2 separate regions of the Homo sapiens genome follow, and region 2 is linked to region 1. A link is a loop called in an ENCODE intact Hi-C map of the cell type or tissue named here. Cell type or tissue: IMR-90. All regions are shown on one strand. Links, peaks and the distances in the headings refer to the core of each region. The heading gives the core; the rest is flanking DNA. Region 1 overlaps QTGAL (queuosine-tRNA galactosyltransferase). Region 2 holds the start of LOC101930496 (a long non-coding RNA gene).

The links. A loop is a pair of places that touch in the nucleus more often than their neighbours do. Peaks named below come from ENCODE experiments on the same cell type or tissue, not always from the same donor. Only the 100,000 strongest peaks of a DNase experiment are listed, where the experiment ranks them.
Region 2: it touches region 1 in a loop (7-fold over the local background); 3 of 110 quality-filtered maps call a loop at or near these places.

Annotation. Positions count from the first base shown.
Region 1 is chr17:82,957,532-82,969,735 of GRCh38, reverse strand. It overlaps QTGAL (queuosine-tRNA galactosyltransferase), which reads left to right. Exons shown (of 13, transcript NM_001009905.3): 7 at 3,990-4,085; 8 at 8,555-8,679. Among named protein-coding and RNA genes, the nearest start is that of QTGAL, 88 kb to the left of the region's middle. In IMR-90, for the core only: a CTCF peak has its summit at 6,350; DNase peaks (open chromatin) are centred at 6,385 and 7,425.
Region 2 is chr17:83,102,004-83,118,817 of GRCh38, reverse strand. It overlaps LOC101930496 (a long non-coding RNA gene), which reads right to left and starts at 7,004. Exons shown (of 3, transcript XR_007065980.1): 1 at 6,857-7,004. RefSeq lists enhancers at 8,078-8,674, 8,874-9,699. In IMR-90, for the core only: no CTCF peak of the experiment used is centred there; DNase peaks (open chromatin) are centred at 8,307 and 8,867; H3K4me3 peaks cover 411 bases; H3K27ac peaks cover 1,388 bases.

The sequences.
Region 1 (12,204 bases), core at 2,296-10,295:
TGCATTCCAGCCTGGGTAACAGCAAGACTCTGTATAAAAAAAAAATTTAAAAGATGGGGTCTTGCTATGTTGCCCAGGCTGGTGTGCAGTGGCTGTTGACAGGTGTAAGCACAGCATACTGTAGCCTCAAACTCCTGGCCTCAGGCGAGGCTCGAATTCCCACCTCAGCCTCTCTGCTGGGACCACTGGCGCGTGCACCACCACGCTGGGCTTTAAAATTTTTACTTAGGCCGGGGCAGTGGCTCACGCCTGTAATCCCAGCACTTTGGGAGGCCGAGGCAGGTGGATCACCTGAGGCCAGGAGTTCAAGACCAGCCTGGGCAACGTAGCGAAACCCTGTCCCTACTAAAAATACAAAAATCAGCCCTGGGCAATGTAGCGAAACCCTGTCCCTACTAAAATACAAAAATCAGCCAGGCGTGGTGGTGCACACCTGTAGTCCCAGCTACTCCGATGGCCGAGGCACAAGAATCGCTTGAATGCGGGAGGCAGAGGTTGCAGTGAGCTGAGATCGCGCCACTGCACTCCAGCCTGGGCGACAGAGCGAGACTCTGTCTCAAAACAAAACAAAATAAATTTTCTTTTCTTTTTTTTTTTTTTTCCTGAAATGGAGTCTTGCTCTGTTACCCAGGTTATAGTGCAATGACAATCTTGGCTCACTGCAACCTCCGCCTCCTGGGTTCAAGCGATTCTCCTGCCTCAGCCTCCAGAGTAGCTGGGACTACAGGCACCTGCCACCACGCCCAGCTAATTTTTATATTTTCAGTAGAGATGGGGTTTCACCACATTGGCCAGGCTGGTCTCAAACTTCTGACCTCAGGTGATCCGCCCACCTCAGCCTCCCAAAGTGCTGGGATTACAGGCATGTGCCACCATGCCTGGCTAATTTTGTATTTTTAGTAAAGACGGGGTTTCTCCATGTTGGTCAAGCTGGTCTCGAACTCCCGACCTCAAGTGATCCGCCCGCCTCAGCCTCCAAAAGTGCTGGGATTACAGACGTGAGCCACCGCGCCCGGCCAACAAGACAAATTTTAAGGCTATGCCTTTGCAGTCAGGCCCAGGCACCCTCAGCCTTAGGCGTCCACAGATGCGACGTCTGTCCCTGCAGGTTAGGTTAGGTTCCCACTTTTTAGGGTTTTGTGTAAGTGGGGTCACACTGTGCACACTGGTGACTGCCTCCCTTCCCTGTTGCCGACAGACATCTGTGCACCGTGCACACTGGTGACTGGCCTCCCTTCCCTGTTGCTGACAGACATCTGTGCACCGTGCACACTGGTGACTGGCCTCCCTTCCCTGTTGCTGACAGACATCTGTGCACCGTGCACACTGGTGACTGCCTCCCTTCCCTGTTGCCGACAGACATCTGTGCTGCCCTGACCGGCAGTTTGTTCCCTTGGTTGCTGGTGAGGGCTCCACTGGACTCGTGGTACGGGCACCACAGGGCTTATCCATTCACTGTTGACGGACATTTGGGGGCCTCCAGTCTGGGGCTGCTGTGCGTGGAGCTGCCGTGAACACACACGGGGACGGTGCTGGGACTGCCGTGAACACACGGGGACGGGTGCTGGGGCTGCCGTGAACACACATGGATGGTGCCGGATGGACGTGTGTTTGCATTTTTCTTGGGTAAATGTCTAGGACTGGAACGGCTGGCTGCGTGGAAGTCTGTGTTTAACTCTCTAAGAGCCTGCCTGCTCTGCAAAGTGTTTATACTGTTTTTCCTTCCCTTCAGCGTTATGTAAGATTTTTACTTGGTACTGTCAGTGTTTATTTTTATTTTTACTTTTTATATTTTAAGAGACAGGGTCTCCCTCTGTCGCCCAGGCTGGAGTGAGTGCTGTGGTGCGATCACAGCTCACTGCACCCTTGACTTCCGGAGCTCAAAGGATCCTCCCACCTCAGCCTCCTGAGTAGCTGGGCCTACAGGGGAGCATCACCATGCCCAGCTACTTTATTATTATTATTATTATTTGTAGAGTTGCCCAGGCTGGTCTCAGAGTCCTGGGCTCAAGCGATTCTCCCGCCTCGGACTCCCAAAGTGCTGGGATTACAGGTGTGAGTCACTGTGCCTTATTTTCAGTTTTTAAAATTGTAACAGTCCTAGAGGGTGCAATGGTATTTCATTGCAGTTCGAATTTTATTTCTCTGTCTCTGGAATCTGCAACCAGATGCACGTAGCACCCCCACCCCCGCAGTGTGACAGCCCCGAATGTCTCCAAACAAATGTTCCTGGGGACAAATCAGCCCCAGGTGAGGGCCACTGTGCTGATGAGGACTTGTCTTAACCAGCGACCTTCCTCAGGATGGACGACAAGCAGAAAGTCTTTAGGCTTCAAAGGGATCCACAGTGAGACGAGGCTGTGTTACACGATGGTTCTCAGCCATTGTGTCTCTGCCTGACCTGCGTGTTCACACACACAGCACCTCCAGGAACGTACAGATGCTGGCGTAATCTCAGTGTCAGTTATAGGAAAACATCACTTCAGCCACCCAAGAAGTGAAAATGTCGTGGGCTCCATGGTGTCCCCCCAAAATGATATGTTGGTGTCCTCACCCCCAATCTCAGAATGTGGGCGTTGTTTGGAAACAAGGTCTTTGCAGATGCAAAGTTCAGATGAGGCCGTTAGGTGGACTTCCCTACCGAAAACTCATTTCCCTGATGACTAGTCACATAGAGCACGTTTTCACGACCTGACTAATTTACGTCTGAGGAAGTGTTTTCAGCCCTTCTCCCATCTTTAACTCATTGCCTGTCTTCTTATTAATGGGTGCTGAGGGTACTTAGTGTTCGCCGAACGTACATCCTCAGTGAAACGCACTTATTGCAAATGTTTTGTCCCAGCCTGGATTATCTTTTCGTTTTCTTTGCAGGATCTTTCAAAGAACCAAATATTTGACTTTGGTGGCATCTGGTTTATCCATGTCTTCTGCTGTGATTTGTGCCTCTTCTTACCTGAGAAACCTTTGCCTACCCCATAATCACGAATGTTCTCCCTGGATGAGCTCGTTGCCTCTTTTGTGTTCAGCTCACTGAGGTCCGGTCTGAGGCTGGGGCTTTGTGTTTGGAGCCTGAGGCAAGGGTTGAGGGCCATGGTTTGTAAGGACACCAGTGGTTCCAGCGCCATCTCTCATTTCCACCACTGACGCCCCTGATGTCTTCAGCAAACATCAAACCCCAGCCAGGCGGCTCTGCTTCTGGTCTCTGTTCTGTTCCGTTTGTCTGTCTGCCCATAAGCTGATACCAATCAACCTTGATCACCATAGCTTTGTAGTAAATCTTGAAATACAGTCATGAAACTTCAACTTTGTTCATGGTTTTCAAAATTGTGCTGGCTCTCCTAGGTCCTTTGTGTTTCTATATACATTTTAGAATCTCCGTTGAGCCAGGCATGATGGCTCACACCTGTAATCCCAGCACTTTGGGAGGCTGAGCTGGGAGGATCGCTTGAGGCCGGGAGTTTAAGACCAGCCTGAGCAGTGTAGTGAGACCCCATCTCTACAAAAGAAATGTAAGAAAATAGCCAGGCACGGTGGTGTGCGCCTATAGTCCTAGCTGCTTGGGAGGTTCAGGTGGGAGGATCGCTTGAGGCCAGGGGTTTGAGGTCAGCCTGAGCAACAGAGTGACAAACATCTCTACAAAAAAAAAAAAAAAGTAAAAATCAGCCAGGTGTGGTGGCACACGCCTGTGGTCCCAGCTACCTGGGAGGCTGAGATAGGAGGATTGCTTGAGGAGGTCAAGGCTACAGTGAGTGATGATCACAGCACTGGAGAAGGGACACGTCAGCCACGTCATGAAGCCCCTTGAGCCCCGTCCCTGTGGAGAAGGGACACGTCGGCCCCGTGGTGAAGTCTCTTGAGGCCCTGACCCTGTGGAGAAGGGACACGGATTCATCTGTCACTTTCTCGTGACACTTTGTGGAAATAAACTGCAGGTTGTTTGTGACAAGCTGTTCTTTTCCGCTAACTCTGTCAACGTTAATTGCTTCTAGGTTTTCACCTCAAATGGCCCCACGGTGATCATGCCCACCTGGTTCTGCTCGCGAGCGTGGTTCTCCCACGTGGGCCCCTTTAACGAGGGAGGTCAGGTAAGGGCCGAAGGCGGGAATCAGGTCCCTCCCCCAGGTTCGGGGCCCTGTCTCTGTGTGTGGGCTCTGCACACTGGCCACCCTCCGCCTTGCCATGCCTCCGGGGCTCTGCAGATTTAGGAAACCCCTGCCTGAGGGTCCTCCCGGTGCCCCCTCCTGGCACCTGCCAGCATCTTAGTTGTTTTGCTGAAAGCAGGGGGTTTCTGCATGAAGGCTGTGGGTGCCCTGGGCATCTGCACCTGACCTACACTGGCTCCAGGTTACTGCATCCTGGTTTAAAAGCTGTGTCTGGGAAAGCGCAGGACACGGAAGCTTTTGGCAGAGCTGTCTCTGGGACAACAGAGGGAGAAGGGGAGCCCATCCTCCCCCCGGGGGTGCACCTGCAGGCGTCTGTGTCCCCGTCCCCCCCATGGGGGTGCACCTGCAGGCGTCCATGTCCCCGTCCCCCCCGTGGGAGTGCACCTGCAGGCGTCTGTGTCCCCATCCCCCCCGTGGGAGTGCACCTGCAGGTGTCTGTGTCCCCGTCCTCCCCATGGGGGTGCACCTGCAGGCATCCGTGTCCCCGTCCTCCCCATGGGGGTGCACCTGCAGGCGTCCATGTCCCCGTCCTCCCTGTGGGTGTGCACCTGCAGGTGTCCATGTCCCCGTCCTCCCTGTGGGAGTGCACGTTCAGGCATCCATGTCCCCGTTCTCCTGTGGGGGTGCACCTGCAGGCGTCCGTGTCCCCGTCCTCCCGTGGGGGTGCACCTGCAGGCGTCCGTGTCACCGTCCCCCCCGTGGGGGTGCACCTGCAGGCGTCCGTGTCCCCGTCCTCCCCGTGGGGTGCACCTGCAGGCGTCCGTGTCCCCATCCCCCCGTGGGGGTGCACCTGCAGGCGTCCGTGTCCCCGTCCCCCCCGTGGGGGTGCACCTGCAGGCGTCCGTGTCCCCGTCCCCCCGTGGGGGTGCACCTGCAGGCGTCTGTGTCCCCGTCCCCCCCGTGGGGGTGCACCTGTAGGCGTCCGTGTCCCCGTCCTCCCCGTGGGGGTGCACCTGCAGGCATCCATGTCTCCGTCCTCCCCGTGGGGTGCACCTGCAGGCGTCCGTGTCCCCGTCCCCCCGTGGGGGTGCACCTGCAGGCGTCCGTGTCCCCATCCCCCGTGGGACGCACCTGTAGGCGTCCGTTTTAAATACTAGCTATGTCTATTGTTTTTTGTGTTTTAAAAACTCCAATTCTATGTTGGTTAGATTTTCTTAGTCTTTCTAACCCTTTTCACTTCTTTCATTATATAATTTCTATTTTCCTTTCTTCAGTGTCCCTTATTAAATTTTTAATTAAAATCATTTTCTCTTAAGGATTTTGTAATTTAGTCTTCATTTTTCATATATTTTGTTCCTTTTTTTTTTTTTTTTTTTTGAGACAGGGTCTCACTCTGTTCCTGAGGCTGGAGTGCAGTGGCTCACTCACTACAACCTCTGCCTCCCAGGTTCAAGCAATCCTTGTACCTCAGCCTCCTGAGTAGCTGAGACTACAGGTGCACACAACCATGCCCAGCTACTTTTTTCCTATTTTTGGTAGAGACTGGTTTCGACATGTTGCCCAGGCTGGTCTCGAACTCCTGGGCTCAAGCAATCCACCCCCCCGACCTCAGCCTTCCAAAGTGCTGAGATTAAAGGCATGAGCCACCACACCCAACCAATTTTGTCTCTTCTTAAAATTTCTTTTTTTAGTTAAATCGATCCAATTTTATATAAAAGCTTTATTGAGGTATAATTCACATGCCATACAATTCACCTATTAAAATGTGCAATTCAATTTTTTTTTAGCAAATTTATAGGGCTGTACAATCACCAGTCACCACTACCATCTAATGTTAGGAAGTTGTCATCCCCCAAAAAACACTTCCTGCACCCAGGGGCGCACCTCATCTAACAGCCACCTGCCAGCCCTAGCCAAGCACTAATGCACTTTCTTCAATGCTCTAGACCCACCCCATTAGGGTCCAGTTTTGCACTTAGTCCTTGAATTTCTGATTCAAGATGGGTCTCCGCCACCTCCCCGCATATCCCACCCTGTAGCCTGAAACACTGGTGGAGGGTGTGGAATTTATCTTGGTGGGTTATTTACAGGGGTCTCTGTTTCCTGGTTTGGGGTTTGTTGCTATTGTAGAGGGAGAGGCTGAATTTTTATCCATGGAAGTGTTGCCAGTTTTTAGTTTTCTCTGCTGGACTTCATGTCCCTGCGTTCCGCGGACTCCAATCGCTGGGCCCTGGCTCGAGCTCTCCCCCTTCTGTCCCCGCGTGGTGACTGCTGCTTCCTCCTGGAGGTTCGCGCTGGGGATGGGGCTCTAGAGAAGGGCGGGTGGCGCTGGGGACGAGCCCTGGGGAAGGAAGCGCGTCCCTGACTCGGCTTCCTTTTGCCTCAGGATCCGAGTCTCCACAGCCTCTGGCCCGGCCTTCCTGGGAGTGGCTTTAGCTCACGCTTTTCTCCTCCAGGCAGTTCTGGGTGCTCCATCCCCCAAGGCTGCCCGAGGATGGTTCTGTGAGCAGATTGGGGCTGGGCGGCGGCCACACTTCCTCCACTCGGCTTCTTCCCTGATGCCTTTCTGGGTTGTGACCCCTCCCCCTCTCCCTGCGCCCCGCCAGGGGTCCTCCACACCACAGGGCAGTCCAGGCACCTGGAGGCTGATTGGGAAAAGCCTGGGGGAGGAGTGAGGCCATTTCGGGCCTCTCAGGTCTCAGCAGCAGCAATCAGGGGAGGGGAGAAAAATGGGACAGATCCTCTGCGTCCCCCTCCTCCCAGGGCAGAGGCACCACCCGGGAGCGGCTGTTGACTAAATTCTCACTTTACTGCCAGAAAATAAGAAAACCCCAAGGGTCGGGCTCTTCTGGTGATAGGAAGAGAGAAACCTTTTTTCTCTTCTTAAACCTGTAACATGTTGAGAGTTCCAGTGCTCTTTAGAGCTGCCTTTGAAGACACAGAAAATTAAAGAAAATACCTCAGTGACCCCTGCGAGGGTCCGTGTCCACCAGCACCCGCGGGAGCCTCCACCCTAAATCACCCGTGTGAGGGTCCGTGCCCACCAGCACCCACAGGAACCTCCACCCTAAATCACCCGTGTGAGGGTCCGTGTCCACCAGCACCCGCGGGAGCCTCCACCCTAAATCACCCGTGTGAGGGTCCGTGTCCACCAGCACCCGCGGGACCCTCCACCCTAAATCACCCGTGTGAGACAGCATGTGGGCTTCTGTGATTCCTTTGTCTTTATCTTATGGTGGATAAACTTTTAGCAGGGCTGACACATGATTTTGAGGTCTGTTCTTTGACTCAGCATCTTCTTACAAATCTTTCCATGTCATCGTGGTTTTTGTAAAAGGGATCGCCCTGGAGAGGCGGAGGTTAAACAGTGCCTTTTTTTTGGACGTGGAACCATAGCACTGCCTGTCTGTCCTGGGAGCAAACAGGCCAGCGGTTGGGCCGTGATAGTTTGGGGACTTTACTGACCTGCACTTGAAGTTTGTGTACCAGCCAAGGAGAGAAGAGGCTGGACTTGGTGATAGACTGGCCCTGCTGCTAGGCTCTCAGAAAACCTGCCCTTTCCTGGAGCAAAGGTGTCTCCGGGCGGCTGACCCAGGTGAGCTGCCGCAGAGAACCACGAGGAGACCAGACTCCACGCCCTGCTCCTCCCTCAGTTTTGTTTGAATTTAAGAAAGCGACAGGGGCCCGGCTCCACACAAGGCCCAGAGCCCTGGGCTGAGGATTGGGGTCACCCAGGAGAGGAGCAAGCAGAGGGCAGGGGCCACTGGGATCATGGGCCGGGGAAAGCAGGGCCCAGGTTCTCACAGGACAGAAAAGTCTGGTGGGAATGCCTGCAGAATGTTCTGGAGCAGAGTCCCACTGACATGGAGGGAGTGTTCGGGGATAAGCCCCGTGGGCTGAGGTTCAAGTTTCTGAGCTTGGACAAGTGAGCAGGGCTGGCACAGGCCCGGGGCTGCCTCCCCACTGCTGGGCTCCCCTGCCCGCAGCCCCACACGCCCACCCAGCACCACTGTCCTCTGCCCACAGTCGGCACTTTGAGTCCCTTGAGCTTCTGGGGCTGCAGCCACTGGCAGGAAAGGATGGGGACGGAGGCCGGACCAGCCATCCAGGAGCCGTGGCTGTGAGACCCTGACCCACCCCAGCCCCTTTCCTCGGCTGCCTGTCTTCCTCTTTGCCCTGAGACCTTTACTGCTCAAAATGGAATTTGGGGCAGAACCAAGACCCAGCCCACCCTCCCTTCCCCTCTTTCCCGCCTGTGGAGAAGCTCGGTTGCTCACGTCTGTTGTGGTCGCCGCCCCACGTCCCTGTTGAGCCTCTAGACCGGTTTCTTTGCAACAAAAGCCTTTTCCACCGGTTCCTGGTTGGCCGGCTGAGCGCAGGTGTAGTGTGCATCCGGGGCAGGCACGCGTTTCTGGGGCCCCAGTGATGCCTCTGCTTCTCCCGCCCTGCAGGGCGTCCCGGAGGACCTGCTGTTCTTCTACGAGCACCTCAGGAAGGGCGGCGGCGTCATCCGCGTGGACCAGAGTCTCCTGCTGTATCGCCACCACCCACAGGCGGCCACGCACTGCGTCCTCGAGTGAGTCAGCCCCGCCCGGCCCCGGGACGCCTGAGAGGCCAGGAACACGGGAGGCGCCCGAGGTCGGGGCCGGGGTTGGTGGGGCCGACCCCAGAGGCTGTGGTCAGGCTCTGCCTTGAGACCCAGGGTCTGGTGGGACACGGGGCAACAGCACATCCCGAGGGTGGCGGGGATTCGGCGTCCACGAAGGGGCATTTCCCAAGGGCGCCAGGGAGCGCCAGGGTGAAGGCCGAACGTCCTTCCCTAGTTCCCAGAGGTAAAATGACCACGCGCCGGGTCCTTCTGAAACCCTGTGCTCCCTTTAACCCGACGGGAGTCTCATGAGTGGGGTCCGGCGGGGACCACAGGCCTGGGGGGCGCAGCTGCCGTGGAGGGTGGCAGAGGCACGGCCAGGGAATCGCAGCACCCAGTGAGGACGCGCCCAGTGCTGCGGGGTCCGCCTCCCTCTCCCGTGTCACTGTGAGGAGCGGCCACGTGGGCCCGGGTCTGGGGGTGCCGCGTGGCTGCGTTGGAGCCGTGGCAGGGGTGAGGCAAATCGGGGTGAAACTGCATGTAGAATTCCTTCCTTAGATCCGGGCAGACAGTTCCCTCCTTAGAACTGTGAGGACACAGAGGTCTCGGCCACCTGCCTGCCGCGTGCCGCAGCGTTAAGTTGGAAAGCAGGCCGCCGTCCGAGGCTTGCGTCTCGGCCCCTACGGGTACTCAGGGCCCCCGGAGTCTCAAGACCCCAACTAGGGTCATGTGTGGGTGTGGGAGCCGCGATGGTCCCAGGCCTGCCGTGATGGGGTTGAGACTCTCGGCAAGATCCCAGCTCCCCAGGGGGTCTAAGGTCCAAGGTCACGGGGTGGGGCTGGGGGGTTGGCAGGAGGGCCACGAGCTTCCCCATTGGGGGCATCATCCTCACTCCTGCATGCTGGGGCCTCCCGCGTCCGCGCTCCTCTCCCTTATGCCCACCGGCACCTTGGCCGCCTCCTCATGCGGTGACGTGTCCCTGACACTTCAGCTCCTTTGCAACATTTCCAGAAATGCTGTCTTGTGCTTTTGGGAAAAACTGGGTTTCCACCTTTCCCGGTGCTAAGGCGGGGCCACGGCTTCCTCTGAGGATGTAAAAAGAGAGGCATAGGGCGCCCTGGGGAGCCTGTTCTCCCTGATTAAATGAGAACTTTTTAAAATGTGAAAAATGAAGATGAACCAAATACAGACATCATGGCTGCTTCTACATTTTACCTTCCTACGATGGGCCAACATTTTCAGACCAGAGACCCCTAGGAAAGCCCAGGAGACAAGGGGCCGTCGAGGAGGCCGGTGTCAGAGGCCCCCCAAACCTCGCGTGCCACCCACGGCCACAGAGGCCCCCCGCTTTCTTCTGGAGCCCTGACTGCTTTCCTGTCACGTGAACCCCCTGGGGTCCCTAAGCTGATGTCAGTGGATGAGGAGGATCAGGCTCGTCCCCCCGCCCCGAGACACCCAACACACCCGGGCTGCTAAGGACAAGATGCCAAAACCCGGCGAGGCTGCGTCACCTGGTGGGGAAGTCCCCGCAGCCGTCTGCAGGAGCTGTCCTCACCCAGGTTCTCACACACACACACACACTGCACGTGCACACAGACCACATGTACAGCATGCACACACATACGTGCACGAAAGTATACACACGTACTCACTGCACACGCTCACTGCACACACGCACTCACGTGCACACACACTGCATGTACACACATCTGCACGGTACATGCAGGCATGTGCACTCACTGCATACATGTACTCATACTGCATGCACAGGCCCTCACTGCACACACGTGTACACATGCGTGTACACACATCCACACAGTACATACAGGCATGTACTCCGAACACCTGCACACACTGTACACGTGCTCATGTACACATGCACTCACCACACATGCACACTGTGCACACACAACATACACCCCCACACAGTGTACACACACACCATACACCCCCACACATACACACCATACACCCCCAGTGTACACACACACACACCATACACCCCCACAGTATACACACACACCATACACCCCCACACAGTATACACACACACACACCATACACCCCCACAGTGTACACACACACACATACACCCCCACACAGTATACACACACACACACCATACACCCCCACACAGTATACACACACACACCATACACCCCCAGTGTACACACACACACACACCATACACCCCCAGTGTACACACACACACACCATACACCCCCACACAGTATACACACACACACACATGCTTCAGTGTCCCCAAGTCACTGACTGGGATAAGCATCTCCCTGTGTCCCAGGTGGGGTCCGGACTATTGAGGTGGCTGCAGAGGGTTGGGGAGGAAAAGGTAGACTCCAGGCAGGACCTCCCTGACAGTGCCTAAGCCCTGCAGCTCCCTGAGCTGACAGAGGGGACCCCGTGTCCCCCCATCCCCCCCATCCCATTGCCTGTGGGGGTTCTGCTACAAACAGGGGGTGCCACAGGGTTGGGGGGGAGTCACAAGTTTATCCCGGGAGGCGGAGGCAGCAGCAGAATCGTAGAACAGCGAAATCCTGCCCCGATCCCGAGGCTGAACCCACGAGGGCCCTGCTCAGGGGAGGCCCGTCACCAGCCAGTGTTGGTTGTGTCTGGCCCAGACCCCACCCCGGAGGAGACTCCCACGGACACAGCTCCCTTGACACAGCAGAGGGCATCCCAGGACTCGGCCAGGGCAGGGTCTGTGGGGTACCGGGCTTCAGCGTGGCTACATCGCGGCCATTGGGGAGGACAGCATCTGGGACACATCCCACGCCGTTCTGGCCCCGTTGGCCTCTGCATCCCCTGCCCCTCTAGCTTCTGGCCCGTCCAGCTCCTGGGGCTTTGAGACGGGCTCAGCCCGGGCAGCTCCAGGAGCAGGGTTGAGGGAGAGGCACACACAGGCAGACAGCGATGGGGCACGTGGGGAGGGGCTGCGGTGGGAGGAGAGAGGGCGGGGCTGGGAAGGGCCCGGGCAGCGATGGGGCTGGGCGCTGGGCAGAGCAGCAGGTCATGGGAAGGAGCCTGCTCCCCCCGGGACAGCAGCCTGGGGTCGACTTGTCACAGCAGAGGGAGAACAGAGACCAGGTTCCCAGGGGAGTGGAAGGGTTCGGGGCAGCGACCCTGAGGCAGAAGGTCGTGTCCAAGTGTGAACGCTGGGATTTTATGGGATGGTTGCATGTGTCCTTATGGACAAAGGTTTCTCTGGGAAACTGGACTTGGGTCAAGTCCAGTCCTCTGCGTCCTACAGAAATTCTGCCTTCCAGAACCTTCTAGATTCTTAAGTGACAGCTTCTCATCTGTCCCCACCTGTTGGGGTCTAATGGAAGGGGTGGATCCCCACCTAGGCATGTGGCTACGTCCAGCTGGGGCAGGTGGCCTGACTGTAGGACAGCCAGTCTCTCTTAGGCATTGGGCCAGGTGTCCACTCCACTGGCAACGTGAGCTGAGCACACATCATGTCCCTGTATGTCAGCATCTGTGTGCATCTGTGGG
Region 2 (16,814 bases), core at 4,864-12,863, 150 kb before region 1:
TATGCAAGCACAGGGGAAGGCGCTTTGTTCTTAGGTGCAAGCACCACTTTCTCACAGGCAGACATGTTAATAGTTTAGACGAGCAGAGCTAATCCCTCCTGGAGCCCCGGCTCTCCCGGACCCAAGCTTCACAAAGCACCTCTCCCGGCACGGCCTGGGCACGTGAGTGAGGAAGAGACGTCCTGGATGTGGGAAATTCTTCCCCGGGAGCTCTCCCAGCCCCTCCGTTCCCACTATCTTACACCCCTCACACTCTAGCTACTGCAGGGGCATCTCTGAGGCTTCACTGGCTGTTCATTGCGTCTCCTCCCCACACAGTAACCTCCCAGGCCTCCCCACATCCACCAGAACGGAACCCAACCTCCATGCCAGGTTCATGAGCTAGCTACGGCCACAGAACAACACTTAGTGACTCCCACAACAGTGAACGTTGATTATCCTCAAGGTCTTTGGCTCAGGGGTTTGGCGCTGCTCAGCTGAGCCTGTTTGGGGTCTGCTGTGAGGTTGCAGTCGAGAGGTAGGTCGACGGTAGCCCCCTCTCAAGGCTGGGGAGGCTTCAGTTCCCCACAGGGTGAGCCTCACAGGCTGCTTACAGGCCCTGCAACAGGGCAGCTGCTCCCCCAAAGTGAATGACAAGAGAGTGCACCAGGCAGAAGCCATCCTTTTCTGACCTCACCTGGGGAGTCTCAGAGCATCACTCCCACCATATCCTACTCACTAAAGGCAGGTCCGGAGGCACAGCCCGCGTTCAGGGGAGAGGAACCGGGCTCTACCTTTTGGAAGGAGGGCTGTCAAAGTAGCAGATATACTTTAAACCATCATGCCAGGTATCCAAGACCCCACAGCCTGTCCCAGCCCAAGGTCCCTGTTGCCTAAGGAGATGCACAATGAACATTTGCTCATTAAAGTTTCTGACAGTCCTGCAGGTAAGCAACCTGTTTGGTTGTGTTCAGTTCCAAGTTTATGTGCACATAGAACACGTACAGCAATATGTCCAAGGCCTTTGTTTGGTGTACGGTAATGAGGAAGCAGACGGCAAGCTCTTTGGGGGCCAAGCGGGTGTGTCATACACACAACCCCGACCACAGTGCACACATGGGAGGCTTCCAAAACTGTGGACCAAATAATAATACCTCAATAGTATACTTATTTCCTTTGCACATCAAGGTCAAATTCTAAAAAGGAAAATGTCTATATAACAGAGAGATTTCTAGGCTGTCCTTATGCCCAGAAGCCCGCATTCTATATGGTAAACGTTGACTCCGACCAGGAAGCCCCCAGAAGGTTTTTGTAGCCAACTTTGACCCAGACGACGGACAGTTTCCATTGAAGGCACACGTCTTCCATGAACATGGATGTTAAGATGACACCTCCTAACACCCGCAGGCAGGGGCCTCTTGACCTCTCTCCTGCGGTTGTGTCCTTTGCGGGTCAGGTTGCCGGAGAGACAACCACCCACGCTGTGAGCTGCAGAATTATTCACCTGCGTGGCTTACAGAATCAGCTAGGCCTGGTGGCTCAGCACTGCGGGAGGCCAAGGCAGGAGGATCCGCTGAGGCCACGAGTTCCACACCAGCCTGGGCAACATAGACCCCATCTCTATTTTTCAAAAACTAAAAATAAAATAAAACCATCTCCTAGACCTTGGGCACTAGGACAAAACACGAAAAGCTGGGATCTGCCACTGCCTGCGGGGCAACCGGACCTGGCCTCCCTGTTTGGTGAGCTAGCTTCTGAAAGCTCAGTCTTCAGTTTCTCTTTGCTGCCCCTTCAACGTCACCCTGAGACCTTCAAATGCTTTACGTCTGTCCTCCAAGTCCAGGCCCGCGTTCCAGGGGACCCATTCCCCACCAGGCTCAGCCTTTTCCAGACAGCACCTCATGTCAACGCAGGGCTTGTCAGTGCCTTTATTATCTGTCTCCAGTGATGTTCTCCCAGCTTGTCTCCTGACTGTCTGGGACAAGCCCTCAATCCTACCCAGGCTGATGACCATCAAATCTGGCACCTCCAAATTAAGCCCTGGGGTGGCCATGACACTCCAGCGACAGTGCCTGCTGCCCGAGCACGCTGGACAGAGGGATGTGTGGCTGGGCGGACGGGCCATGAGTCTCTGAGGACGACAGGGCCGGTGGCCACCCCCAGCTCATGTGTGGAGAAAGACTCCTCTCCAGTTGAGTGGGTGCTGCTTTCTGGACGACTCCCTCCCCGGTGTCAGCGTGGGACACCCCAGGACTCCCGGCTGCAGTGGGACTGGAGTTGAGCTGGGCCAGCTCTCCTGCGGTTTGCCCGTCCGAGCCTTTCCTCAGGCTCAGCACCTCCTTCCTGCACGTTCTGGTCAGTCATCTCTACGCCCATCACGATTTCTCAGTGTTTGCCCACCAGGGCGCCTGTCAGCTGCAGGAGGCCAGCAAAGCCGCCCGGCCCCACGAGGCCTCGAGGTCCTGGGCTCCTGGCTGCCCCCACAATCCACGCTCATCCTTCACCCGCCTTTAATTTACTCCTGACACTGGGGTCTTAAGCCTCCGGCCTCAGCCACCCTGCAGCTCCGAGCTCCACGGCAACCCCGAGCAGGTCCCTCGATACCAGGAGGACCCGAGAGTGGTGTCGGGAGTGGTGGCTGCTGTAGAGACAGCCTGTGGTCACCCAGCTGCCAGGATGCTGGCCAGAGTCTGGAGTCGGCCTCCAGGGCTCACAGCACCTCAGCGTCCTGCAAGCTGCACCGCTGGCCTCAATCTCACCGAAGCTCGGAGCCGAAGCCCTTGCCGGCCTCTGCAGCACCCGAGCCACCAAAGCTGCCGGGGCAGGCCCCTCCGAGCTCTGCCCAGCCCCCAGGACCAGGCACCGTCCCCTGAGCACAGAACAGATTCCCCCACAGGGCTGCAGGGAGAGGAAGCTCAGGGCTGTGACTCCACCCACGGGAAGGATGTGCTGGAGGAAGGTGTGGGGTGACGGTGGACCAAGTCCACCTCCATGGGCCCCGCGTCGCCTCCCCTCCCCTCCAGTCCCGCCCAACTCAAACCTGCCTCACCTCAGACCCAACCACAGAGACCCCTCAGCCCCTCCTGCCACCTAGCTGCCCATAGCCAGGCCCCAATGGCCCCACTGCTGGCTCCTGTGAGGCTACCGCCCTCCCATATGGTGGCCCCTGTGGCACCCCAGCCCCTCAGAGAGATGCTTTGAAACAGGAACCTGGAGAGGAAAGGGCAGAGGCTGCACAGCGCAGGGCCCAGCGAGGCCAAGAGACTTGTCCAAGATGGAGCGGCCTGAGGGTGCGGCCCCGGAGTGAACCGAGAAGCGTCTGAGCACCAGGGCCAAGCTCGTGCCCCTCACTCTCCCCACCGAGGGCATCGAAGGAGGCTGGGTGCCCACTCAGAAGAAAAATCGCAAGTCAGTCACCCCCTGGGATGCCGCCTCTGCCACCTGCCAGGTGTCCCACCACCCCACGCACACAACCCGCCACTTACACAGGAGGTGTGAGTCCATGGAGGCAGATCTGATTCTCCAAGGGACACCGGGCCCTGTGCCACCAGCTCCAAGCAGTGTGGGCACCTCGGGTCCATGCCTGGCTTTAGGCAGGTCGGCCAGCCGTACCCGGGAGCCACACAAGGGCTGTTTTCACCCATGGACTTCTAGCAAGCTCATCACGCAGCTCCTGACCCTGCAAGCTCTCTCCACCATTGGGAAGAACAAAATCACCAAAGTTGAAAAGTCTTTACCCACCACTTCCATACGTTTTGTGATTTTTAATGACACCGTGCAAACACTGGACAGGAGACCCGGTTCCAAGACAACCCAGCCTGGACGAGACTCGAGGCAACCATAAAAACCGTAGACCCTGAGGTTTGACTGCACCATCGGCCCCTGTAAGATACACCCTGCTCCCCTCTGCGACGAGTCCTGGGCTGCTCCGGTGTTTCGACGACATCCGGCCCTGGCCCCACGCACCAGAGACAGCACTTGCTTAAACCTAACACAAAGGGTGGACGCTGGCACCTCCCTCTCCCTCAGTGCTTCTGGGGGAGCACAAGCCCTCCCACCCACCACCCAACTCAAATTTCTTAGGGAGAAAGGGTGGAAATTGCTGGAGATAATTACTGTGAGGCTTTTTGGTTGGGGTTTTTGTTGGGGCAGGGGTACTGACTGAGACGAGAACTTTTCTTTTTGCTATCTCTTCCCTTCCCTAAACCCCTGTTGTGAATCACACACATAAAAAATGTGGCCAGGCGCAGTGTCTGACGCCTGTAATCCCAGCACTTTGAGAGGCCGAGGCAAGAGGACCACCTGAGCCCAAGAGTTCAAGACCCACCTGGGAAATAAAGAAAGACCCCGTGCTGGCCGCGCGGTGGCCATGCCTGGAATCCCAGCACTGTGGGAAGCTGAGGCGGGCGGATCACGAGGTCAGGAGATAAGAAACCACCCTGGCTAACACGGTGAAACCCCATCTCTACTAAAAATACAAAAAATTAGTGGGGCGTGGTGGTGGGCGCCTGTAGTCCCAGCTACTCGGGAGGCTGAGGCAGGACAGTGGCGTGAACCCGGGAGGCGGAGCTTGCAGTGAGCCGAGATCGCGCCACCGCACTCCAGCCTGGACGACAGAGCGAGACTCCGTCTCAAAAATATATATATATATTGCCCCGGGACCCCACCTGTGGCCGCGTGGGTGGCTGTGCCTGTCCTGGGACCCCCGCGTGCTCCCGTGTGGTGCCTTTCTCTGGGCTTCACGCTTTGAGTCCGTCAGGGGCTCCATCCCTTGCTGTGGCCAAGAGGACTCCACCATATGGGTGCCCAGCATGTCTGTGGGCGGCTGGTTTCCTCTGAGACACCCCGGCCTGGGCCCCTCTGTGCCCCCCACCACCAGCGGACCTGCCCCTTCAAGGAGGGTCGCGGGGTCCTGGTCCTGCGGACCGCAGCAGGGGGTACAGCACTGGCGTCTGTCTGTTTTCCAGAGGCTTGCGTGGCCCCTGGACACCCTTGTGTGCTCACGGCCAGCGTGAGGGAAACGCTGTGCTCGGCGGGACAGGCCAGACTCTCCAATGAATAAAGGGCAAAAACTGCACTTACCTCAGCTATGCAGGAAAAAATCAGAGCAAAACCTTCCCAAAACAACTGCAGGGGCCACCCAGGCTCCCGAGGACACTTCCTACCTGAAAGCGTGTGAGGCTCCAGGCCTTTCGGGTGAGCCCTGGCCTGGACAATGGCCCCTGGACACCGGCCCTCCGGCAGGGAGAACAGGCTCGGGCACCCCACCCTGACGCCCTGGCCTAGGCCTCCCGAGGGAGCTGGGTGGGAAGCCCCTGAGCCACCGAATCAGCATTTCCATGTCAAAGGGTCTTAGCCGTAGCCCCGGCTTCTGTCCCTGTGATTTCATCCTGGGACTTCCTGGGCATCAAAGTGGGGCTGGAACAGGCCTGAGCTGAGCCCCCAGTGCCCAGAACAAGGTGGGAGGAGTCCCTGGCCTCAGGGCCTATGCAGAGGACAGCGGCCAGGGGACACCCTGGGCCTCAGCCCGTGTATGGCTAGTATGGCTACAGCCCCCCATTGTCCCTGGCCTGTCACACAGCCCCCCATTTCCCCTGGCCTGTCACTCAGGCCCCCCTGCCCCTAGGCCTCTGTCCTGAGGTTACAGAGATTGGCATCCTGGCCTCTCAGGCTCCTGAATTCTAGTTTCCGTTTTATTCACATCCATGGACTGGGGCTGGGAACAGAGGGTGAGTCCACACTCAGACACGCTGGACCTGGGCTGGGGCGGAGATGTGAAAAGCAGCGCCAGGCCTGGTGGGAGGCGGGGGCCTCAGAAGGAGGCAAACGCTGGTCCAACATCATGCGGGCCGCGAGGCTCTTCTCCCCCTCCAGATCCTTTCTGTAAACCAGGAAGGGCCTTTGCACGGTAGGAACACTGCTAAGGGGCCACACAGTCTAGGAGAAGCTCCCCGTACCAGCCTCGTGCCCCGCCAGGACCCAGGAGCACGAGGCCCCAGCTCACTGACACTGCTGGGAGTGTATGCAAAGGGAGAAGGAGAGAAAAAGCATTGTTTATAATGCAAGGAAAAAGGGAACCTAAAATCTCAACATCCATTGATGGTGTTCACAAAATAAAAACCTTCACAACCATTAGCCTGATGTAAATCCACAGTTAAGGTCACAGAAGTCTGTCCACAAGATTCCATTTTAAAAATCAATCCAGAAAATTATACAAATATATAAAATGTGCTCCTAATTTGGAAAAGCCTGAAAACATACTGTCGTGTGCATAAAAGGAGAAAAGGTCCGCAGTGGCCTACACGAAGGGATGAAAACAGATCGCCCCTGGGTCGTGAAAATGGGTAATTTCATCAGTGGGAGAACAATAGTTATGTTTATTTTGTGATTTTTAAAAAACAAGCCCCCCCAGATCTGCTCTCAAAAGTAGGTTAAAAGGGGTCCCACATCCCCAGCCCAGGACAGGAAAAGCCACACTCCTCCTAGGGACACGGCGTCCGTTTCCCTGGACGGAAGATTGTCGTTGGCGATTTGCACAGCCACACACACGCACCCCTACACATACCCACTCAAGGACACACATGGGCACACCCCCACACACCCGAGTCAGGTCAGCATCCCGCAGGAGGTCAACGCCCGGGGGTGGAGAGAGGACCCTGGGGGTCCACACAGACTGTTCCAGGGACCCTCTGGTTCCACAAGCTGGCAGGGACTTAGGGCCCCTCAGGGAGGGTGCCGACTCCCAAGACCCCCCACAGCCTTTCCTGGTGTCCCCACCACACACCGCTGAGCACGGCCCGGCCCCCAGCTGCAGACCTCGTGGCCTTTCCCCACCGGCCGTCCTGCAGACCCGACTCCCGCCCCGCTCTATACACACCTGGGAGCTCTCTGTTGCCTTAGACCCTGAGAGAGCGGCTACTGTCGGGCTCCTTCGCTTCAATATTCTGCCTGGCCACAGCCCTTTCAAAAGAAAAAGAAAGTCAATAAATCTCTCAAAATAGGGTCCATCCCGGGACCTGGCTGCCCTGCGCGCACAGACAGGAGAACAAAAGGGCCCGCCCGGTGGGAAAATGGTTCCCCGAGGCCACCTCCCAGAGCTACGCTCCCAGTTTCGCGCCCGTCAGCCCTGCCCGCTGTAGGGGTGGAAGGCCGGGCTCTGGAACCCAGCCCCTGGCTCCAGGGAAACCACCGCCTGGACTGACCTGCCAAGAGGCCGTTTTCCCACAGGTCAGCGCTGGACGGGGCTGTCGGTGGGCTCAGGAGCCTGCACCCCATCCTCTTTACCGGGAGCCTTCACCCTCTTCTCTCAGGCAGCAGAAAAAACTCTCAGTGAGGAGAAAAGAAAACCTGCACCAGCCCCTCACTCTGAAGGAGGGGCTCCCAGAGGCCGACCCCAGCCCACCAAGGATCAGGGTTTGCAACCCCAGCCTCTGAAGGGTCAGCTCGTGGACTGAGAGGGCTACTCGCTCATTTGTCTGTTGTCAGGGAAAAGAAACTTGGACTCAGGATGGCCAGGCTAGAGAGACCCCACAGTCCTCCAAAGAGAAAAAATTCTCAACAGCCAACTGTGGGGAGGATGGCGTCGGGAGAGCACATACGGCTTGAGGCTCTTTCCAGCGAAAACCCCGGGTGTGATATAATGACCGGCTCCCCCAAACCCTGAGTCCAGGGCATTCCACAGGAAACATAAGGACAGTTTTGAAAGAATGAAAATGTGTGTTTTGCTTTGAACAGAACAAGACGTATACGTTCACAGCCACGTTATTCACAACAGCCAGAAGGACCGTTGCCAGATGAGTGAATAAAACGTGGTCCATCCACATGAAGGGCTGTGACCCAGCCTGGAAGAGGAAGGAAAGTCAGACGCTTGCTGTGACACGGATGAACCCTGAGGACACTGTGCCGAGGGAAATAACCGGACACATAAGGGCAAATCCTGCTGATTCCACTCGTACGCGGTCCCTGGGTTGTCAGCTTCATAGAGGCAGAAACAGAACGGTGGGTGCTGGGGGAGGGGGACTGGGAAGTTCGTGTTTAATGGGGACAGAGTTTCGGCTCGGGAAGATAAAACATCTGGAAATTGACAGTTACAGTTAATATGAATGTATTTCATGCCACCAAGCTGTAGATTCAAAAACAGTTAAGACGGTAGGGTTTGTTATATATATATACACATATTACACAAGTTAAAAAGTAATTTTTACAACACATACAACATGACCCCAGCGATGTGAGGACACACATAAACAGACGTGTTTGTACGCACAGAGAGACACACACAGACATGTGGCTTAAAATTCTGAAAGAAATGCCCGGAAGGCTGACGTGGTCTTTGGGTGGGGAGATAGCGCAGCCCAGAGATAAGACCCCTCCCCCATGGCGTTGTTTCCCTGCTGGAGACTTGCTGTGATTTCCAAGTTTTCTAAAAGGGGCAGGCAGTCCTCTCACAGTGGACTGAAGTTATGAAATGTGCTTCTTTCCCTGCCCGTCCCACTTGGCCTTTCGGCCTCACTCCACACAATGGGGTCGTTCAGCCGCCCTGCCACGCTGCCACGCACTTGCGGCCGCGCCCTGGCTCCTCAGCCATCAGCCAGGACAGCGCTGCCCACGCCCTCGCCCGGCCTCCTTCCTCCTCCCCCAGGCCAGCGCCCCCACGGTTGTGCCCACCCATGCCCACGCATCCCTCAGTCCTCTGCAGGACGGTGGGCACCAGCCAGCGCCCTCCCCTCCTGAGGGTCAGTGCCGCACTTTGCTGTCCTCTCAGCTCTCAGTAAAGTAAGTGGAGTCGGTGGCATCCACCGGGTTTGTTACGCCGTATTCCCCCAATGCATAATTATGTCTCTACAAGGCACATTCTTGGCGCATGGCCATGCCTCTCTGCCAGAGCCCCAGACGTCTTCCTGCATTCCTGGGCCGTGACACCACCCCGCAGCCTGGTGTGAGTGCTCAGCCAGATGTGTGTGTGGAGCTGGCCACGGTGGCCCGGCTGGGCTTGGGGCAAGAGGGGCCCTGTCAGAGAGGACGTGGCTGCAGGGCTGAGGGGCTGCTTGTGTCTTGTGGCCAGTGGGAGGCCTGCTGGGAAGCTTCTGGCCCCCAAGCCCAGCCTTGACACGTCCAGCCCAGAGATAAGAACCTGCCCCTGTGATGCTCATGGACGGTGGCCTGAGGGTGGCCGTCCTATTTTCCTGTTCTGCAAAGGGAGGCCCTGCATGGTCTGAGGTCCAAGGACCCCTAGCGATCCCCGAGCGAGGGTGGCCAGTGGGACTGAGGCCAGGCCAGGCCCGGAGAGGACCCCACAGGCACAGGGGGCGTCTGCACGCAGGCCAGCACCTCCAAGTGCTGTGACCGCAGGAGCAGCCACCTGGCCAAGAACTGTCGGCCCATCCCAGGGCCTCTGAGCTCCTGGGATGTGGGAGAGGGGAGGCCTCTCTTCTGAAACCCACTGAGGGACAGGGACTCAATTGTCAGCGTGGCTCAAGATCCGTCACATCCAGTCCACATGTAATTTTCCTGAAGGCTGGATGAGAATTCCTAGTTCTCCCCTCACAGCTATGTGGCCCTGGGCGAGTGGCTCACCCTCCCTGTGCTATAGTTTCCTCCCTTGTGCAGTGAGGAATAATGGTGCAGCGAGGAATGATTGTGCAGCAAGGAAGGATCATGCAGCGAGGAAGGATCGTGCAGCGAGGAAGGATCGTGCAGCGAGGAAGGATCGTGCAGCGAGGAAGGATCGTGCAGCGAGGAAGGATGGTGCAGCGAGGAAGGATCGTGCTGTGAGGAAGGATCGTGCAGCAAGGAATCATCATGCAGTGAGGAAGGATCATGCAGCGAGGAAGGATCGTGCAGTGAGGACTGATCCTGCAGCGAGGACTGATCGTGCAGCGAGGAAGGATCGTGCAGTGAGGAAGGATCGTGCAGCAAGGAATCATCATGCAGCGAGGAAGGATCGTGCAGCGAGGAAGGATCGTGCAACCAGGAATGATCGTGCAGCGAGGAAGGATCCTGCAGCGAGGAAGGATCGTGCAGCGAGGAAGGATCGTGCAGCGAGGAATGATGGTGCAGTGATCATCTGCAGTGATCGTGCAGACCTCATCGAGCGCTTGTGCCACAGACATAACATGGGTGCCAGTGCACTCAGCACCAAGCGGGGCCTTCCAGTCACTCAGAGTCGTAATCCCGTTTGCCCGAACACAGTTCAGAGGCTGAGGGGTCTGGTCTGTCCTGAAGGCAGAGGCTGGGACCTGCCTGTGGCACTGTGAGCCTCCCTCTGCTTGTCCTCACCCAGAGCCCCGTCCCCCCTACGCCCACCAGTGCCCACACTGCCCTCGTCCTCCTCCCGAAGCAACAGCTTCGTCACTAAACTCCCCACTCAGAAAACTAGAGAGTGCCTCATCTTCTGAGGATGCTCAGAGCCACTGTTTAACTCGGGTGCAACTTTAAAATGTCATCTGTGTTTATCTCCAGGTGATGGGATTTTAGCTAACTTTAAAAAATTTTTCTAACCTTTCTTTCATAGCATACTGTATGCTGTTTGAAAATTACAAAGCCCTATTTTTAAATCCTTCTGCATCTTCCTCTCCCATCTCTCTTCATAGACCTTCTCTGCTCTGGTCAGCCAGGTCCAGTGGCCACTCCACCCCCTGCACTTGCCCTCAGCCCACTTCCTGTCCAGCACCCGTGCAACGCCCCCTCCCCGTCTGCACCCCACCTCCTGCACTTGCCCTCAGCCCATTTCCCGTCCAGCACCTGTGCAACACCCCCTCCCCGTCTGCCCCCCACCTCCTGCGCTTGCCCTCAGCCCATTTCCCGTCCAGCACCTGTGCAATGCCCCCTCCCCGTCTGCCCCCCACCTCCTGCACTTGCCCTCAGCCCATTTCCCGTCCAGCACCTGGGCAACGCCCCCTCCCTGTCTGCCCCCCACCTCCTGCGCTGGCCCTCAGCCCACTTCCTGTCCAGCACCTGTGTGTGACACTCCGTGCCCGTCTCCCCCCGCCCCCGAGCCTGCAGTGGTGTTGCTGGCACAGACCACCTGGAACGTTCCTCATTCTCAACGGCAGCTCCCAGAGGGGCAACAGGTGACAGTGAAGGAAGAAGACTCAGGCTGGGGATGAGCCGCATCCCAAGCTCCCCGGGATCCCCTCCTTTGAGACCTGGATATCATAAAGGCCACCTCGGGCCCTGAGTCCATATGTTGTCCCGAAGCTCCTGGACCCTGCCCCCAGCAGGAGCCCCAGGCTGGAATGGGGGCAGGATTTTACAAGTAGCTCTGTGTCCTGGGCAGCCCCATGAGGGCCCTCTCTCCAGAAGGAGAAGGGGACAGAGGGACCCCCATCCCAGCAGGGGCACCTTCCACTCCTGCGCCGACACCCCCCGCAGCCCTCACAGTCCCCTGTCCAGCAGCCAACCCAGTCAGGTTCCCAAAGCCCTCAGTGCAAGGGTCTAACCCAATACAGCAGTGAATGGTGCACGTGTGACCGTCCTGGGGCTGCTGGCACAAATGACCACAAACAAGGTGGCTTAAAACAACAGAATTGAACTGTCTCACAGCTCTGGAGCCCAGAGTCTGCGATCGAGGAGTTGCAGGACCGCGAGGTATCTGCCTGAGGGAGCTCCCCACGACCACTCTCGGGGGACCCTGCCCTGCCTCTTTCAGCTTCTGGTGGTTTGGACACTCCTGGCCTTTGGCCACAGTGCTGCAATCTCTGCCTCTGCCTTCACGTGGGTCTCGCCCTCTGTGTCTCTGTTTTCTTCTCGGAAAGACACCAGTCATACTGGATTAGGGCCTGTCCTCATGATGTCATCCTAACTTGATTATGTCTACAGAGACCCTGTTTCCAAATACGGCCACATTCACAGACCCCAGGGGATCAGACGCAAACATGTCTTTTCAGGGAGCACAGTTGTCATACATAATTTCATCCCATCACCATGTTGAATAGAAGATCCAGTGACTAGTGAGTTTTAATAAAATGAAACATCTGTAAAAGGTACAATTTAGGCAACTACAAACCCCTACCACTGGTGCAACGCTTTATTCTCTTGGATTTTTGGTCTTTAGTTGTAAACAATTAACAATTCTTAAGGTCGACTAAATTCTATTTTAAAGATCTTCAAAACTGGTTTCATGAATGAACTAAAATTTGCACTTACCAAATGAAAAATCACATCTCACAGTTTACACTGCCTCACTGTTTTCAATGTTAAGCACAAACAAAAGTGCTGAGGCCACAACAAAAGTCAGAAAGTTGAAATAAGTTGTTTCTTCGCTTTTCTCATCACAGTGCTGTCACTGTTTATTTCTGCGTGACTGTTTTGACACAGAAAACGTGGTAGGCAAGCCTGGTCCCCGGACCCGACCAAAGACAGGCCAAAGCTGGAAGAGGCGCCAAGGGCAGTTCCCGTTGCTCTCACTGCCTTGGCAACACCTGGAAGCAACTGCCCATCCTCCAGCTATATCTGAATAACCCGCCCCCTAATTAGCATGTCATTAAAAGTGGTTATACATATGATGGCAAGTTGGCCCCAAGCGGCTGCACTCTGCACACTGCCCGAGCGGCAGCCCTGCTCTGTGGGAGCAGTCGCGGAGCTGGACCACCTCCACTGCCGCCTCAGCCAAGCTGCTGGCTTCCCCACCACCTCGCTCCTGAGTCCCTTCCCGAGTGAAGCCGAGAAGCTGCCCAGCATCAGTGCCCCAGGGCTGAAGATGCAGGCTGCACCCAGAGCCAGTGCGAACGCTTCTGTTGCTTCGGATTTACTCCTAAAACCAGTGCACGTCGCTGAGCCCTGCTGGGCTGGGGCAGCAGCTCTGACTGGGAGTTCCACAAATAAACCCCCACGGAGAATGTCATGTTTACTGAACCCGGAAAGATGAAATCAGGTCTTCTAGCAAATTCAGATTTGCATTCAATCAAATTGAAATTAGGTCATTAGAGTGAGCCTAAGGCAGGGTCCCAGGCAGGAGGGGTGGGGGTCCTTCTTCTCAGACAGGACCTGCCTCCTTCTCAGACAGGACCTGGTCTCAGGGCCAAGCCTATGAGCTCCCTGCCCGTGCTGGCCACTCGGAGAGTCTCCGACACACACTGGTCAGCCCCTGCTCGCCAGCCTCTGAGTTAAACCCAGGAGAGACAGTGAAGGGAGCCACCCGGCTGTGGGTGGGGCTGGGAGGGAGGAAAGGCCCAAGGGAGCTGGTGGGGAGGGTGGGTGCGGGGACGTCTCTCACAGCACGCAGCTCCCTTTGCCCTCGTTTTCTGCCCATGAGGCCACTTTCCAACTCGCCAGGAATGGGGTACCCTTGGTAGGAGATGGCAGAGGTGTCCCAGAGCCAGGAGGGTGACAAGAATGAGCAATCGCAAGCTCAGATTCCCTTCTGTCTCCTGTGACTCGCGCTGTTTTGAACCCAAAGGCCCACAGACGGCTGTGACTGTGACCACATCTCCCAGAGTCACCTGGGTTCCAGGCCCAACCATGCGTTGGGAACCGGCGGCCACCCGTCCACTGTCATCAGTTCAGACTCAGCAGCCTCTTCACCCGGGATGAGCCAGGGCGTCGCGTCGGGGGCTCCTGGAGGGCTGCATGAGCCCCAGCCCAGTTCCGCTAAGAAGCTCCTCCTGGTCCCCACGCTCCAGTCTCTAGGCTGCGGGACTCAACCTTCAGGTGGCCAACGTACCCATGGTCGCGTGATCCTTTCCTCTCCCTGTGCAGGCAGACGGCACACGGACCTCGTGCAGGGCCATCACCGCCCAGAGGAGAGTCTGTGCCTCGCTGCTGACCGGGGGCCCTGAGGCATCGGGCGTCCTCCCATGCACCCCTCTCGCCCACGCCCGGGTCTGGAAGGTGAGCCCCCGCCTGGACCGGTGGATCCCTCCCCATCGCCCCTCTGATCTGCAGCCAGCACAGGGGGAGGCCCCTCCAGAGGGTGGAGGCACAATTGCCCAAGTCCAGCTGCCAAGAACAACAAGGAGAAGGGCGAGTGGGGTTCCCCTCCCCCGACTCTCCATCCCAGACCCCCCTCAAGGGCCAGGCGCATTCACAGGAGACAGGAAGCACCACATCTGATGTCTGCTGGGCCTGCTCACCGCTTCCCGGAACGTGCCCGCTATCTCATCAGGAAACACCAGGCCAAGCCTCTCCTGTCAGCCCTCTCCGAGTGGGAAGAGGCAGGAGCTCCTCTCTCAGGGCCGGGGCCCATGAGCAAAGTGCTTCCCTGGGGACCGTGGCGAGGAGCCCCCTTCTGGCCAGCTCGGCTGACCCTTCCTTCAAGTTTCTGCCTATGCCTCGATTCCTCCACTTCCAGCCTCCAACCCAGGACCCCATCAGCCCTCCCTGACAGTGTGATTTCTAAAACCCAGGACCCCGAGACGCCGATGACTTGTACTAGTGTAGTCAGGGTATGTCCTGCCTGTTTTCTTCGATTCCGTGTCAAATGCTGGTGCTGGCAGGTGTTGCACGGCCTCAAGTCATCCGCCCCCCTTGGCCTCCCAGAAGTACTGGGATTACAGGCGTGAGCCGCCGCACCCGGCCTCCCATATTCTTTTGCAACGACCATCCTCCTGGTGCCCTCGGCCCTGAGTAGGGAGGCTGGACTGGGAGCACAGGGAACCCTGGACTCAAGACAAGGAAGGACCACAGAGCTTGCAGGCAGGAAGTGGAGGGGAGGGTAGGTCCTGGACTGGGAGAACAGATTCCAGACCCCGGCCAGGAACCGGTGGGATTCCTGGGAATGGGGCCAGGGAGTGGACAGAAGTGAGCCTTGGTCTGCCTGGGGCCCGAGTGACCAGTAGCGACCCCAGCTCCCTCTCATCAAGAATGGGGAAACTGAGGCATAGACAGGCCACCCATAGCGCCCCAGGCAGAGGCCACCAAGACACGGCCGCTTTGCTGTACGTGGGGCTTTTCAGGCGAGGCCGGGTGCGTGCAGGAGATCAGAGGGGCGGAGCCCCGAGGAGACGGAGATCCAGAGGGGCGGGGCCCCGAGGAGACGGAGATCCAGAGGGGCGGGGCGCCGAGGAGACGGGGATCCAGAGGGGCGGGGCGCCGAGGAGACCGAGATCAGAGGGGCGGGGCGCCGAGGAGACGAGATCCAGAGGGGCGGGGCCCCGAGGAGACGGAACTCCAGAGGGGTGGGGCGCCGAGGAGACCGAGATCAGAGGGGTGGGGCGCCGAGGAGACGGAGATCCAGAGGGGCGGGGCGCCGAGGAGACTGGAATCAGAGGGGCGGGGCCCCGAGGAGAGGAGATCAGAGGGGCGGGGCGCCGAGGAGACGGGGATCAGAGGGGTGGGGCGCCGAGGAGACGGAGATCCAGAGGGGCGGGGCGCCGAGGAGACGAGATCCAGAGGGGCGGGGCCCCGAGGAGACAGGGATCCAGAGGGGCGGGGCGCCGAGGAGACGAGATCCAGAGGGGCGGGGCCCTGAGGAGACGAGATCCAGAGGGGCGGGGCCCCGAGGAGACGGACATCAGAGGGGCAGGGCCCTGAGGCGATACCATGGCCCATGGGGTCAGTGCCACAGTCCTCCCCAGGCTTCCTTGCGTGACAGCCCTGGCCCGAGGCATCCAACCCATGGGCTTCCATCTTCACAGCCAGAGGGAGGAATGAGCAGGGCTGGTCTGCAGCAGGACAGGTGGATCCTGGGCCAGGGCGTTAAACTTAGCAACTGTTCCAGGGCCCCCTGGAGCAAGCGACCTTCCCATAGCAACCTCTCAGACCCCTGGTGCTCGGTTTTGGGAAGCAGGTGGCACATCTGTGACAACAAGGTCCAGCAGCCACCACCCAGGCCCATCTTCACACCTGGGATCCCAGCCTCTGCCCAGCCTCATGAGCGAAGCTCACACCACGCAGCAGCTGTCTTGGGCCACCCAAGGAGCCACAGCTGCCCTGGGAGCTGTGGCTGAGTTGAGGGCCATCATGCATGGGGCCGACAGGCCACGGGGCCCCCCTGGGAAGCACCCACCTGCTCATTTCTTTTCTTTCTTTTTTTTTTTTTCTTGCTCTATCACCCAGGCTGGAGTGCGGTGGTGCAATCTCAGCTCACTGCAAGCCCCGCCTCCTGGGTTCACACCATTCTCCTGCCTCAGCCTCCCAAGCAGCTGGGACTACAGGTGCCCGCCACCAGGCCCGTCTAATTTCTTTTTGTATTTTTAGTAGAGACGGGGTTTCACCATGTTAGCCAGGATGGTCTCGATCTCCTGACCTCATGATCTGCCTGCCTCGGCCTCCCAAAGTGGTGGAATTACAGGCGTGAGCCACCGTGTCGGGCCCCACCGGCTCATTTCTAACCTTCAGTATCGGCCACAGCAGCGTTTGAGGTGGAATTCTACATTTTTATGGTTTCTCAGTAAAGCAATGCTTCCTGCCCTTGCTTTGGGCTGAGCCCCTGGGGTTTCAGGGCGTCTGGGGCCTGTGTTGGGACTGGGCAGGGGTCCACACTATCTTCATCTGAAGTGTTCTCGCCAGTGGACGTCAGCCTGACCTCCCATCCCTCCTGCCGCCCTGCCACCAAGCTCCTTCCCTCTGCAGCTGGGGCCACTCCCCCTTCCTACTGCCCTGAAGCTCTTCCTGCTGGACAGGCACCAGGCCATGGTGGGGAGTGTCCCTGGACGAGGTATCCCAGATGCACCCCAGTCGTGGCTGCATCTGGGCCCTCCCTGGAAGTTGCCCATTCTCTGTCCTCGGTGTCCTCCGCCCTCAGCAAACACCACAGGACTCTCCCAGACAGCAACCCACGTGCAGCAGCCATGACCGGCACTTCCCAGCACTGCCGGGCCACTGCCTGGAGTACACACCTGGCCCCAAGGGGCTGTTCCGTGGCAAGGAGCACGCCCTGGGAGGCGCCAGCCGTT